Regions from separate parts of the Homo sapiens genome. Here region 2 is linked to region 1. A link is a loop called in an ENCODE intact Hi-C map of the cell type or tissue named here. Cell type or tissue: heart left ventricle. All regions are shown on one strand. Each heading gives the region's core, and the rest is flanking DNA. Links, peaks and the distances in the headings are about the cores only.

Region 1 (7,377 bases), core at 1,363-3,862:
AACCTGTGTGTGCTAATTTACTTTATCTTAGGGATCCTGCCTTTCAGATGATTACAATTGCCAAGGAAACAGGCCTTGGCCTGAAGGTACTAGGAGGAATTAACCGGAATGAAGGCCCATTGGTATATATTCAGGAAATTATTCCTGGAGGAGACTGTTATAAGGTAAAAATATGTCCCATGCCCACCAAAAATACAAACAAAAAGACCCACCAGTGGTAAAGTTTATTTTTTCTTCTTTATTAGTGAATTTATATCCACTGTGACCATACCTCAGTGAAAAATACAAAGGAATTAGAAGATAAGACTATTGCCCTCAAGGAGCTTTAAACTAAGAAATAAATAGGTTCTTCTTCTATGAAAATAATAGATATTTCTGACTGTAAGATAAGGTTATTATTTTTAAATTACATGCTGTTCAACTTTTATCCTGTATCTGATTGAGAGAAATTATATTTGATGACTTGTTATCTTTCTACTACTTTGAGTTTTTATTAAGTTGGATCAGTAGAACTTTAATTACATTCATTTAGCCTCTACTAAATGCAAAACAAAACAGAAACAGCAAACAAAATCTAATTTCTGAATTCGCAGTTCTTGTAGCTTGAGCTAATGAGTTTTATCACTCATTAAAACCAGAAAATGTCTTTTTTTAGGAATTAGAAAGTCTTACTCTCCTCTTCAGTGTAAGAAATATATAATGAGCTCCCTTTCACTTTGGTTGGTAGGAAGCTCAGACCCAAATTTGAAGGACAACCCCAGCAGTTTAACAAACTAGTTACTATATTTAAATTCTCATTCTTCTTGGATTTCATTTGCTGTTTCTGTTTTACTAAAGTGATTATGTGTCATTTTTTGAAAATTGCCTCCATTTGATTTTGGAGAGATATCAGATATAAAGAATTTAATAAAATTATATTAATAATTAAGAATTAATAAAATTAATAAAATATTCTCCATTTGATTGACTCCATTTGATTTTGGAGAGATATCAAATGTAAATAATTTAATAAAATTATATTAATAATTAAGAATTAATAAAATATTCTATTAATATCAAGCTATATAGCATGAGAAAGGATCTTCTTATTTTGTTCTTGTTGTTTGGTTAAATAAACAGTCCTACTACTTTTACCCACCGCCCATATCCCTCCCCCACCACTGCAAACACTTGTTTACTAAGCAGTTTATCTTTTCAGCTGGATTTTTTTGTCTTGTTAGGGAAAAATTCCGTTTTACCAATAACTTCCAAAATAGTTGTAGTACTTTCAATTGTTTTATGCTTGTTCAGATAATAAGGCATCTTTTAAATATACTTTCCGAGTTCTAAGTGTTATAGAGGCCAGGCATGGTGGCTAATGCCTGTAATCCTAGCTTTGGGGAGGCAGAAGCAGGAAGATTGCTTGAGCTCAGGAGTTTGAGACCAGCCTGGGCAACGTAGAGAGACTTGAATTCTATTAAAAATTAAAAAAAAAATCAGCCCGGCATGGTGTTGCATGCCAGTAGTCCCAGGTACTTGGAGGCTGAGGTGGGAGTATTGCTTGAGCCCCGAAGATCAAGAGCAGTGAGGCATGATCGTGCCACTGCACTCCAGCCTGGATGACAGAACAAGACCCTGTCTCAAAAAAAAAAAAAAAGTATTATTTAATAAGTTTAATGGCATAAATTTTTGGCTATTAAATTTAAATTATTAAATAAATATTTAAAAGCTAAATTTAAACAAATTCAAAAAAACAAAAAAATGAATTTTTTCTTCCAAGAATTGAGGTGTTACTTTAGTGTTAAAGCTGAGAGGTGTGTGTGAGTGTGTGTCTGTGTGTGTGTGTTCAATATAGTAAGGCATTTCTTAAACTACACTTGATATAATGCAATAGTAGATCAGGGTACCCAACAAGTGATAAGAATTTGCTTCCTTTTTTTTTTTTTTTTTTTTTTTGAGACAGAGTCTCACTCTGTTGCCCAGGCTGGAGTGCAGTGGCACAATCTCGGCTCACTGCAACCTCCACCTCCCAGGTTCAAGCGATTCTCCCACCTCTCAGCTTCCCTAGTAGCTGGGATTACAGGTGCGTGCCAACACACCTAACTAATTTTTGTATTTTTAGTAGAGACAGAGTTTCACCATGTTGGCCAGGCTAGTCTCGAACTCCCAACCTCAGGCGATCCATCCGCCTCAGCCTCCCAAAGTGCTGGGGGTACAGGCATGAGCCACCACGCCTGACCTAAGAATTTGCTTTTAAGACAAGCATCAATTTGTGCTTGTTTGTTACGATGAAAACTATTTGGAGTTAGAGTAATAAGTTGATAGCGGTGGTGCTGAATGACTCTTTATCTTCTGTCAGTGATAGCAGATTAAGAAATTATTCTTATGATATCTACTTTTTCTTGTTAGAATTTTACTGAAGTATTAAAAGGCAAAATTTTCTCATTGACTATATTCTCTACTTAGCACTAGAGGGCAGCACAGAGCTATTAATGTTCTTCCTACCTGGTCATATCTGACCAAGGAAAACAGGCAAGATAGAAAAAGGTGTAGGAGAAGAGGACCAGGGGTGATGGCTCATGCCTCTAATTCCAGCACTTTTGGAGGCCCAGGCAGGAGGATCCCTTGGGCCCAGGAGTTCCAGGTTGCAGTGAGCTATGATTGCATCACTACACTCCAGCCTGGGCAACAGAGCATTTCTAAAAAATAAAAAAATTTATAGAAGTAATTTTCTAGTGCTTACATTATTTTTAAATATTTTCTCAAGATGGAGAGCTCTATGCATATGCATATTCTTCAAATACAAAATTGATATAACTTTATTTTACAACAATGTATTAATACATTTACTATATTCTAAATACTGTTTTAACATGTTAATAAATTTCTAGTCTGCACAAAATTTCTACATAGTAGAATCTGTGGAATAGGAAACACAAACTCATAAGGTTATCTTAATGAAGTTGCTGAACTGAGTAACTGTTAATATTTTTTAAATGCATATGAATGCTTTAACTTTCTGTAATTTTGTTTTAACATTATAATGTTTCATAATTAACAGTATAGGCTATCTCAAGCTTATAGCTAGATTATATTTCATTTATATTTTCAAATCTTCCAAACTGTAAGGGAGTTATTGGAACGCAGAAGAAATTTTCTTTAATTATTCATGGTTTGCCACCACCCACCCCAAAAGTTTTCCTCCTGGAAAATATGAGAATAAAATACTGGTTTAGTAGAAGCAAAATAGTATGTTTCTTTGAAAAACATATCCAGAGTTCAAATATGGGATATTATGAATACATCTTTTCAGTTCAAGCAGAACCAAGATTCCCTCAGCTCTAAGAGCTAGAGGCACCCTATAAATTGAGAACTACTGTATTAATTGCTAAAGTTAAGGAAATAAGAGAGCTCCAAGGCCCTTTCACTGTGTCAGCTAGTCCCATATCTATCTGGGGTCAATCCTAGACCCTTTTTCTGGCCAAGACACTCCTTTAAGCTTCATACCCATATTCAGTTCCCTGATCAACATTTTTACTTGGACCTCTTAAAGGTATCTCAAACTCAGCATTTCTGAAGCAGAACTCATGACATTTACATCACACCATATTCTGCTCAACTCTTCCCAAACAGAGTCTCTTCCAGTTTACCTAGTCTTGGTGAATGACAGCTTCTAGCTACACAAAGTCAGAAAATTTAACAGCTTCCTATTTCAACTCCCATAACACTGTTCAATTCATTAACACATACCATTGACTTTTTTACTCTCGAAATATCTCTTGAACCCATCAGTCTTCTTGATCTTTATTCTTATCACTGGAGCTTAAACTGTCATCAGTTTTGAATCAGCCCTTTCAGTAGCATCGTTTGTTCTTATGCACCATACCTATTTCCCTCCCAACCTACATATCTTACTAATATTTGGTTGCCTGCAAGGTTCCATATAGTGTGGCTTCTGCCCTGTCCTTCTCTGCCTCTCCATCACTATGCTTCCAGAGTAGCATTTTCTCAGTTCCTGGAAGGGGCGAATTTCTCTTTTTTTTTTTTCTTTTCCATCTCATATGCTGTTCCCTTAGGAAACAGCACTCCATTTCCTTTCCCCCATTATTTCCAGTTATCAATTCAAAGACTGCTGCCTAAGGGTTGTGTTGCCTGCTTTCCCCCAGTCTAGGCTAGGTTTTATTTTTTTCTACATATGCTCCTAAATCCCATTCCTTTCCTTTGTGTCACCTACCTCAGTTTGCAATGATATATTTATATTTATGATTGTTTAATCATCTCTGCCTGAACCACAAGACAGTATGTTTCTTAAGGGCAAGGATGCTATCTGATTTTATTCACAGTAATATTGTTAGTCCCCACTGTGGTGCCTGACACATACATACTTGCTCAATTTAAATTTATGAATGAACGGTCCCGTAGTCATTTTCTCACATTTCTGAGGATTACTGATCTGCTTATTTACCCTTCCACTGGCACCATTTGGGCTCCACACCAAGGTACTTCCTCCTTGGGCCTTTGTGTCAGATTTCCGACAACACTTTAAAGTTCTCAAATGTTCATTTTTATTTCTTTCTTTTGTTGCTGGTAACATAGGGAAAGCAGACAGAAATCAAAATCCTCTCTTCAAATCTGATAGTATATTTCATATTTTCTTCAGTTGGTTCTAAGATATACATTAAAACATATACATATAAGCTATGCATGCACACACACATATATATAACATGCATATATCGGTATGTAATATACTTATGAGTGTGTGTATGTACGTATTTTTTCCTCTTCTATCTCTGAAATTATAGGTCTCACAGTCAGTGTCATCATGTAATTTGTGGCATTGAAGTAGGACATATTTAACTTTCAGAGGAAATCTGTTTTCATGCGGAGCATAGCACTGGAACCAGGGCTAAGGCTTTTAGATAAATATCAGGATCAGGCCTCTGGATGGCAAACTATGAAGAAACCAGTCCCACTGGTGGGAGCTGAAGAAGTAGCAGCCAAGATGGTTCGCTTTGCAGTGTCACTCTCTTTATTCCTTTGCCATTATTATTTTTGTCATAGCTACCTTAATTTCCTCAGACTGTTTCTTGGCCCCCTTTAACCTATTGTGGACTTACTGTGTACCTAGCACTGTACCAGGGAAATAACCATGAAAAGGACAGAGTTCTAGTTATGCCTAATGAAAGAATTGGTGATTCTGGCCCACTAAAAGAATCATTGCCCCTAGACTGGGAGTTGCTGATTTAGTATATTCTAATGTGAGGGCAGGGAAAAGCAGATATGTAAACATAAGGACCATACAGAGTAAGTGCAATCCTTTAGGTAAGTAAAAGTGCTTTTTGAGCAAAAAGACACAACGATTAAGTAAATCCTGGGCAACTAGAGAAAACTTCCAGCAGAGATAGTGTTTGAATTGGGCTGTGAAGTTTAAGTCAGAGTTTATTGCAGAGAAGTGGCAGGGTGGATGGTGGCATTCTAGATGGGAATTCATATGTGTGAAAACATTGAGGTTCAAAAGACCATGGCTGGTTTGAGGCACATTCTCTGAGAGTAGAATGAAGAATATGCTGGTGTGGAAGGTGGATGATGAAGCTAGAAAAAGTAAGTTGCAGTAAATTTGTTGTGCTGGGTTTGGGATGTTGAGGAGTTTCAACTTTTCCTACCAGTTGGCAGCCATCAAAGGTTCTCAATCTAATGAGTAATATAATTAAATTTGCTATCAGTATGAAAATTGTCCACAACAGATATGGAAGTCTCATTCACTTCATCTTATTTAACACGTATAATGTGCTATAATTTACATATGTTACTTAATTCTTATAGCAACCTTGTGTTACATATATTTATCCCCATTCTACAGCTAAGAAAATAGAGGTTCATAAAAGCTGAACAACTTGCCTCAGTTCACAGTAATAACTGGAGTTAAAAGAAGGTCACCATCAGTCTACATCTTGTAAAAGTACAGGAAAGGAATCTTAAGGCTTACAGAAGGACTATTCCTTAGTATTAGGTATAATGAGTTAGTTAAGTCAGAATTAGGCTGTATAGATGGTTTCTCATAATATTGAAATGTATTATTTAGAAAACTATATACCAAAGTCAATATAGAAATGAATAGTACTGGTCGTTTTTAACAGAAGTGTTTATGTGGTCAGGAATATATTATTATTTCAACATCTACATGAATGTCAATGTGAAAGAATTCAGATCTGAAGTTCAGCATATGAAAGTGCTTGGCACATTGCCTCCCATGTCAGGTAGTTGCTCTGTAACTGCTGAATTGGAATCTAGACTGTGTGGAAGAGGTCTCAACATATCTCTGAAGTTAGTATCTTCACATATACATTAATCCATCTGGGGCAGAATGCACTCGAATGCCAGACTTACAAAAATAGCTTTGTTTTCATTTGCAGGTTCTGACTTTTAAACAGGTTCAGAAATTCACATGATCAGCTAAGATCTTATTCTAGGAGGCAAAGAAAAAAACTAACTGCTATGAATACTTTTTAGAAAGAAAAAATATGTAAACACCAGAAGTCATAGTCAGAAGGCATTCTTCTTCTTCTCTTTTCTGACTCCCTTCCTGCCAGAAAATGCAGCTTCTATACATCAGTGTACTTTAATACAAGATGGGCTAAATTGCCTTCATGTGAACTTTTTTTCTGTACTAACACTGCATGTTATGTTGTCTGACTTTGCTAACTATGTTTAATCACATATTTACATAAAATCAAAAATTTTTTTTAAATTATATATATAACATAAATATATATAATATAAATATATATATTATATAATATAAATATATATATATTTTATATATTTTATATATATATATATTTTTTTTGAGACAGATTTTTGCTTCATTGCCCAGGCTGGAGAGCAGTGGCGTAGTCATGACCTTGACCTCCTGGGCTCAAGTGATCCTCCCACTTTAGCCTCCTGAGTAACTGAGACTACAGACATGTGCCAGCTATTTTTTTTTTTTTTTTTTGAAAGATGGGGTCTAACTATGTTGCCCAGGCTGGTCTTGAACTCCTGGGCTCAAGCAATCTTTCTGCCTCAGCCTCTCAAAGTGTTGGGTGTACAGATGTGAGCCACCGTGCCTGGCTTATATATTTTTAAAAATTAAGTTGACTCTTTTGGCTTAAGTATTTTAAATAATGTTTACATTTCAGTAGGATAGGGTCATTATGCATCTAGATTATATAATCTTTTACACACTATTTGAGATATGTTTCTATAAAATCCTTTCATGAATGTTTTATGTCAATTTTGTTGTTTTCCTATATATTCTTTAGTCAGTGAAAGAGATAGTACTTCATGTCTTTTTAAAAAATAATAATACCTGTTGTTATTTAGGAGTAAAATAACTGTGAATCACCATTATTACAA
Region 2 (8,212 bases), core at 2,883-5,382, 520 kb after region 1:
ATCTATAATCCCAGCATTTTGTGAGACTGAGGCAGGAGGATTGCTTGAGGCCAGGAGTTCAATACCAGCCTGGGCAACATAGTGAAACCCCATCTCTACAAAAAAAAGACAGGCGTGGTGTCATGACCTTAGAGTCCTAGCTACATGGGAGGCTGAAGTGGGAAGGTTGCTTGAGCCCAGTTCAAGGCTGCAGTGAGCTATGATCACGCTGCTGCACTTAAGCATGGGCAACAGAGCAAGACTCTGTCTCTTAAAGAAAAGAAAAATAACAACAAAAAACTGGTTGCCTTGGAAAGAAAGAATTTGCAAAGAATAGACTAGACTGGAGTTAGTCTCATTCCTTATCACACACACGCACGTGCACGTGCACACACACACACACACAATATTGCATCCTTTCTCAAAAGTCATTCTCTCCTGTGAGTTGCAAGGACAGCAACATCAGAAATGTACCAGTAACCAACTTCATTATACTACAGCATTGCTGACAGTTTGCATTTGGAGAATTTGACTAAAGACCACTTTGGGCTTCTTACCTTAAACAGTTACTTTTGTCACAAAGAAGGTGACGAGAAAACAGCAAGTAAGACAGAGCTCTCACTTCCTTCATCAAGCGGGATACATGTGCTGAGAGAATTGGAGCCACGATAGGGAGCAGTTTGTCTCTATGGAAAGTCTAGTGGTCTCTCCCCAGTGTCCCTTAGCCAGCCTCATACCATGGTGCTTTTCTTTCCTAGTGGAGCAGGATCCCCCAAAGAAAGGCCAGGCCCCTTTGGCCAGTGGGGCCCAGCGACACTTGGGTGCATCACCACCAACCGGATGGAGGGCTGGGCCTCGAGAGTGGCCTCGGGCGCGTACTCCTTACTGGGATCCTTGCCTCGGCAGTCGTATAGCACGCAGGAGATGAGGAAGACCAGGAGCAAGATGACGTAGCTCGCAACTAGGATGATCAGGTTCAAGGTAACAGGGTCGATCTCCAAGTAGAATTCCATCACTTCTCCCACGGTGGAGAAGTGGGTCTAGAGAAAGGCAATTGGGGTCAGTTTGGGCATTGCAGAGAGCAGATCTTAGAGCATCGGAATAGCTACATTGGCTCTGGAGTAAAAATACATTAATCCCTACTGCTCCAGGAGACCTCGAGGATTAAAGCTGCTCGGTTTAATAACTTAAGCTTGCTGTTAATACCACAGCCACCAAAACACAGAAGCTGTCTGTCATCAGTTCGCCTACACAGAGAGAGAAAGAGAGAGAGAGAGATGGCTCATGAGTTACTGGATCATGGTATATAAGTAGAGCATTCACATAATTCAGCATCCACACAGGCAGTTTGGTGAGCAAAAGTAAGTGTTGTTAATAAGCACTCCATGATGACAGCTAAAAATTGGATTGTCCTGGACAATTGTGCTGTCTTTGTATAAGGGATGTTTAGTGCCATGTATGGAGTGATTTGGAAGATTAGGTCAGTAGGCTTTGGAAGTAAATGTGATTCTTCAACAAGAAGAAGATACTAGTGCCTGATATTTTCACCCTTTCTTCATTTGTTGCCATGTTTCTCATTAGTTAATTCAAAACTACTTTTTGAGTACTTACTTCCTGTGTTTCAGACACTACACTAAGCAAAGGGGATATGGCAGTGATAAGACAGAGAAGCAGGTAGTCTAGCAGGAAAGATAGCCTTTAAACAGATAATTGCACAATTCGCCATTTAAGAACAGTGGAAATCAGTTTATAAGGGACAAATAGAGGGTAAGAGGACAGCGTGTCCCAGTGTGGGTCAAAAAAGCTTCCATGCAGAAGCAACATTTAACCTATGACCTGAAGGATAAGTAGAATTTAGCTAAGTGAGAAGAGACAGGGAAGATTCTTCTAGCCACAAAGAACTGCATATGTGAAGACCCGAAGAGAAAGGAGCCTGGAAAATTGCAAGCACTGAAACAAGGGCAGTGTGACTGGAGCATAAAGAGAATGGGAGCACAAGGTGGGAGAGGTAGACAGGGGCCAGAAGGCACAGGCACTTGTGGGCCATACTCAGGACTTTAGATATGATCCTAGAGCAATGGGATGCCATTGAATGCTTTTGCACAGGGGAGTGACACTACTGAATTTGCATTTTAAAGAGATTCCCAAAGGCTGCCTCAAGGATGCAGAAAAACAAGCAAATTGAGAGGAAGATCAGATACTGATCGGATTACAGTTATTCCTTGATGTACAAATCACTGTCCTGCCTCAGTTGTAGCCTGGTCCCAATAGTCCCGCATAGGCTACTTCATGGGCATGTGCCCTGTGCAGCTGCACAACGTTCCATTCTCAGAAAGAGCTCACACTTGGTTTAATGCTCTGCTGTTGCCATCTTGAAATTCTTAACTTTTCAACTTTGCACTGGGACCCACAAATTACGTATCTGGTCTTGGTCTCATATATGTATTTTTGGCCAGCTAGGGCATCAGTAGCCTTTTCTCCAATAGCTAATAGGACTTTTTGGATACTCCTAGTTAAAAGCTGAAGTTCCCAAAGGTCTGCTGGTTTCTTAGTGTTAAGCTTCAATGGGCTAGTGTCTTCCTGTCAGCCTCCTTTATACTGAGCTTCCATGGGAACCTGAGCATTTGAAGATGTTGTAGTATGGGGTTCTTATGCATCTGGAGACGTTTTTCCAAATAATATCGTCCATGATTCTATGGTCCTGGACTAACTTATGGAATTATAATCCAGAAGATGCATGATTCTGAAACACCATAGATTTAGGGTCAGCCTTATTGGAATCTATTGGGTCTCTTTTGAATACAGATACCTGGATCAACCCTAGATCTACTGAGTTAGAATCTTTGGGACTAGAGTCTGGGGATCTGTATTAATAAAAATCTTCATGGATAATTTTGATCTGCAACCAGGATGGAGAATCATGGCTATAAAAGTAGAAAAAAAGGACGTGAAGAAAATGGGCCAATATGCGGTCACCAGGGCTTTGGTGATCTGTGAAGAGCTATTCCAGGGGGCATTCAACACAGAATTCAACACTGTCCAAGGTTTTAAGTCCGACAGATTCAGAGAATTAATTTTGTGCTTGCAAGGACATAGCTTTTTCTTCCTGAAGGCAGATCTACAGGAAAAGTCCATTTATAATTGGAAAGTTTCTGGTAAGCACAGAATCACACAGCAAGTAGAGTTGTCTGTTGCATCTGTAAGTCACGTGCAATGCACCAGACAGAAGCGAGGCTTTAAAAGGCAGCATTATGTACCAGATGCCTACTTTCTTTTGCCCACTCGGGACTCTAGATTCGTGACTTCTATAGTAAACTGAGTCTGGATAGCCCAGGTGCCTCCATGTAACAATATTTAGGGGAGTTATTTGGTGACTTTAAATAGATGACACAAGGATTGGTTAAAATTGACTCTGAAATGAGAACTACATATAGTTTAGTCCACATTAAATTAAACTGAAATATATGCAACAGATCTGCTCTATTGAGTGGAGTTTTCATATCAGATCTAGGTTTCTCTGTGTAATGGTGATAATCATTAATCATGGTGAGTGATCTGGTCTGGCCTGTCTTCTTAGATTGCCCCCATTCTGCTGATACCCGTGGTGTCCCGGAATGTTTTGTTCAAGGCTATTGTCTTTGGTTCCAGTATCTTATTTCTATTAGCAGAGAGTTTTTTGTTTCTGTTTCCACCAGTGCTCAAAGTTCATTTGAAGTCCAGTCTCATGAAGGCTTCACTTCCTTGCAATGTCTTCGGTGAAATGCTGGGTGCTTGTTTTACTTAATTAACCTGGGTGGCTCCTTTATTCATACTGGGGCTAACCTCACCCATCTTTCCTTCTTTTGCTGTCTTTAAGGAACTTTCCTCTGGTGCCATCTAGTGGCCAAAGCAGGGGCTGCTAAATAAAGAAAAAAACTTGGCAATAGGCAAACTGGGACGGATGACAGGGTGACATAGGTAAAAACAATAACAAGCTGCATTTCAGAAGAACCCCTTGAGGTAGCCTTGACATACTAATTCCTTCGTTTATTACAAATATGAATTGTGCACTTACCATATGCTAGCAAGGTACTAAGCACTTTAGAGCTTGATAATGTGATACTGAAAGCACACTGTATAACAAATGTAGAGCTCAGAGGAAAAAAGGAATTATCAACCCAATTTTTTAAAATGAGAAAATTGAAGCTTAAAGAGGCAGTGGAATTGAATGAGCTTATTCTCATTCCCTTTTTCCCTCTCACCCTCTCATCTCTCTTTTCTACTGCATAAAATATGAATAAAACAGGTACATGCATAACTTATTCTATGGAGCATTCAAGACCCATTGGGCAGGTATTCTATGGGTCTTCAGTTGTTTACATATTTACTTGCAGTGTAGTTCATTTTGATGGCTGGCCTGGAATATTACTTAATAATACCAGATAAATATGTGTCCCATATAAATACATTTTTAGGTAAGTAGAGTTTATTACTTAAAACAAACATATTTTTGTATATCAACTATTCTGGATGAAAATTTATCTCTGGTATTTCAGAGTGCCTTGCTTCCTTGATAAAATATGGTATCCCAAAAGTCTTAGTGCCTTAGAGAAGTGTCAACTTCAGAGGTAAAAATGTTATAAACTTATTTAAAAAAGCATTGGGAGTTTGATTATTTCACAGTTGAGGACATTCAGGCACAGGGACGTGACTTTCTCGAGTCCAAACAGATAGTAAATGACAGAAGCAAGACATTAAAGCAATGTTTTTGAATTCTAGTCTAGTGTTTTTTTTTTTTTTTTTTTTTTTTTTTTGCGCTGGAACTATTGACTAGATAGAATGGAAAGTGAAAGAGGGAAAGATGCTGTAGATGCTAGAAAAGTGAGAAAGGCAATAATGAACAAAACCAAATGCTAGCCATCTAGATTTTCAAAAGTCCACTTGTCCCTCAAATTTATGCTAAGAGGACATAACCTAACTTTCAACCTACCACCCTTCTCAGCCTCCTACTTGTAATCAAGCAGGTGGCTCACTTGGGAGCCTCACCTGGCAGCCTCTGGAGAAATACTGCCATATTTTGTCGCAACTTAAAAGTCTTTCTTTCCATCTATACTGGGTTGAATAATGTCTCCCCTCAAACTCATCCACCTGGAATCTCAGAATGTGGCCTTATTTGGAAATAGGGTCTTGGCAGATATAATTAGTTAAGGGTGAGATTTCACTGGAGAAGTAATGTGCCCTTAATCCAATGACTGGTGTCCTTATAAGCAGGCTGTGTGAGGGCACAGAGACACACAGGGAGGAGATGCTATGGAAAGATAGAGAGAGATCGGAGCGAGACATCTTGCAAGCCATGGAATGCCAAGGACTGCAGGCCACCACCAGAAACTGGAAGACAGGCCTGGGACAGACCCTCCCTCAGAGCCTCCAGAAGTAAACAACCCTGCTGACATCTTGATTCCAGACTTTCAGTCTCCACAACTGTGAGAGAATAAATTCCATTATTTTAAGTCATTCATTTTGTGGCATTTTGGTATAGCAGTCCTAGGAAACTAACATACTACCTATCTAATGTGTGAATAAAACCAGATGTGGCTTGCAGCAAACCAGGAGGTATACCAAGCTCTTTTAGATCCTCTTCTATTTTATTTTGGTGCTTGCCCCTTATAGACTTGAGCTTGGTTCCTGGCTCTTTCTTCTCAGGTATGGCTCCATGAAGAAAACGCATGGGATGAAAGAAAATTACTGTATGTAAAATTTACTTCTATAAAAAACAAAGACCTTCAGTTTAAAATAGCACTTGGCTGGAAGCCCCTGATGTAGCCTTTTATATCTTCCCAGTAAAATTCCTCAGAAGACACAGAAAAAAATATAAAAACCTACAAAACAATGAAAAACAATGTAGCTAGGGATAATATTTTTAAGATGCTATGGTGTTGGTTCTCCCTCTCCTTCCCAAGACTTATTTGAACCAATTTCTCTTCTCCTTCATCATCCAAGATTTCTAAGGGTATTGACTCTCAGGAGAGACACAGCCTGGAAGAGTCAAATTCATCATTCTTGAGCTCCTTTGTAAAATTCTGTACGCTTATACCAAAGTCCATAGACTTTGAGCCAGGCATTGTGGGGGAAAGCAAAGGCCATTTTTAGAACTACAAAATATTGGCTTTGTGTATCAAGAGACCAAAAGCATAAAGTTTATATAACAGGCCAAAATGTAGGAAAGAGAAAGTGAGGAATGTGAACAGTCTTCCTTTTTTTTTTTTTTTTTTTTTTTTGAGACAGTCTCACTCTGTCACCCAGGCTGGAGTGCAATGGCACAGTCTTGGCTCACTGCAAACTCCGCCTCCCGGTTTCAAGCAATTCTCCTGCCTCAGCCCCCTAAGTAGCTGGGATTACAGGCACCTGCCACCACGCCCGGCTAATTTTTTGTAGTTTTAGCAGAGATGGGGTTTCACCATATTGGCCAGGCTGGTCTCAAACTCCTGACCTCAGGTGATCCACCTGCCTCGGCCTCCTAAAGTGCTGGGATTACAGGCATGAGCCACTGCAACTGGCCAGCCTTCCTATTCTTGAGGAAGATTTGAAAAAGGAATTCTAAGGGGAGGTGACAAGAGATTAGATGTTAGTGTGTCCCTGAGAAGACGCTTCTCCCCAACACTCCCTATACCATCTTTTAGAAGAAAGACTATATAATCACCTAGATGGGCACTCCAAGGCAGAAAGGGTTCAGCTTTGATTACATAGTATATTCTTGGAAGACTGCCAGGTTCCTGGAGAAGTCTCATGCCCTATATAACACTGAATGGCAATATGCTGGAATAGTAGAGAACAATGTCCAAGAAAGGTAGCTAACTGGAGAAACCAGGGCTACCTTACTATTGAAGGTATACTAAGATGGTGCAAAGAAAATAATGGAGAGTTTCTAAGACTCTGAAATAGGATTGAGATACAAAAGGTAAGAGATGGGCCTGGCATGTTCGCTCACACCTGTAATACCAGCACTTTGGGAGGCCAAGGAGGGTGGATCATCTGAGGTCAGGAGTTCAAGACCAGCCTGGCCAACATGGTGAAACCCCATCTCTACTGAAAATACAAAAATTAGCCAGGCATGGTGCTGCACACCTGTAGTCCCAGCTGAGGGAGTCCCAGCTTGGGAGGCTGAGGCAGGAGAATCGCTGGAACCTGGGAGGTGAAGGCTGCAGTGAGCTGAGATCGTGCCACTGCACTTTAGCCTGGGCGACAGAGTGAGACTCTGTTACAACAACAACAACAACAAGTTGAGAGATGCCTGATTGAAAAGACTTCATGGTTCTTATTACCAAGGTCACAGAGTGAACAACTCGGGTATATGGAGGTATCATTTAGTGATGTGGATGACTGAAGGAAAGTAAATTTGGGAGGTGAATCAAGAGTTATCCTTAGGATTAAATTGGAGATGGTGAGAAGACAGCTGGATATTTGAGTTCAGATCTTAGTGGAAAAGTCAGTGTTGCAAATATAGATTTTAGACTTATCAATATATAGGTAATATTTACAGTCATAGAACTGAATGAGATGACATTAAAAGAAGGTGTACATTAGGAAGAGAAGAGGAATAAGGACAGAGCCTAGAGTATCCCAACATCTAAATGTTAAACAGAGAGGAAGAAATCAACAAATAATAAAGAGGAGTGAACAGAGAGATAAGAGGAAAATCAGAAGCACTTAGTGTCATGAAAATCCAGGGAGAAGTATGTATCTTAGTCCATTTTGTGCTGCTATAACAGAATACTTGAGACTGGATAACTTGGCTTACAGTTCTGGAAAATGGGAGATCTAAGATTGAAGGGCCACCATCTGGCGAGGGCCTCGTTGCTGTGTCATCCCATGGTAGAAGGTAAAAGGACAAGAGAGAGCATGAGAGCAGAGCAGGACAGGGTGAAGAGGGCTGAATTTGTCATTTCATCAAGAATCTACTCTCTTGATAACTAACCCACTCCCACAATAAAAGGATTAATCCATTCATAAAGACAGAACCCTCATGGCCAAATTGCCTCTTAAAGTTTCCACTTCTCAGCACTGTTGAATTGGGGATTAAGTTACCGATACACGAACTTTGGGGAACACTATTCAAACTATAGCACTGGGTTCAACAAAGGCAGTGACCAACTAGGTTTAAAGCTGCTGAGTGATCGATCAAGTAAAATGAGAATAGACAGTTGACTGTTAGTTTTGAGATTTTGCTAAAATTAGAAGGGGTTTTCATAGGGTG

The links. Hi-C counts contacts between places; a loop is a spot of excess contacts. Peaks named below come from ENCODE experiments on the same cell type or tissue, not always from the same donor. Only the 100,000 strongest peaks of a DNase experiment are listed, where the experiment ranks them.
Region 2: it touches region 1 in a loop (8-fold over the local background); 57 of 110 quality-filtered maps call a loop at or near these places.

What each region holds. Positions count from the first base shown.
Region 1 is chr17:54,990,794-54,998,170 of GRCh38, forward strand. It overlaps STXBP4 (syntaxin binding protein 4), which reads left to right. Exons shown (of 18, transcript NM_178509.6): 4 at 32-164. Among named protein-coding and RNA genes, the nearest start is that of STXBP4, 26 kb to the left of the region's middle. In heart left ventricle, for the core only: CTCF peaks have their summits at 2,441 (motif pointing right) and 2,649; no DNase peak of the experiment used is centred there.
Region 2 is chr17:55,510,343-55,518,554 of GRCh38, forward strand. It overlaps SMIM36 (small integral membrane protein 36), which reads right to left and starts at 1,110. Exons shown (of 5, transcript NM_001395421.2): 1 at 537-1,110. The coding sequence starts at 992. The coding sequence ends at 711. In heart left ventricle, for the core only: a CTCF peak has its summit at 3,865 (motif pointing left); no DNase peak of the experiment used is centred there.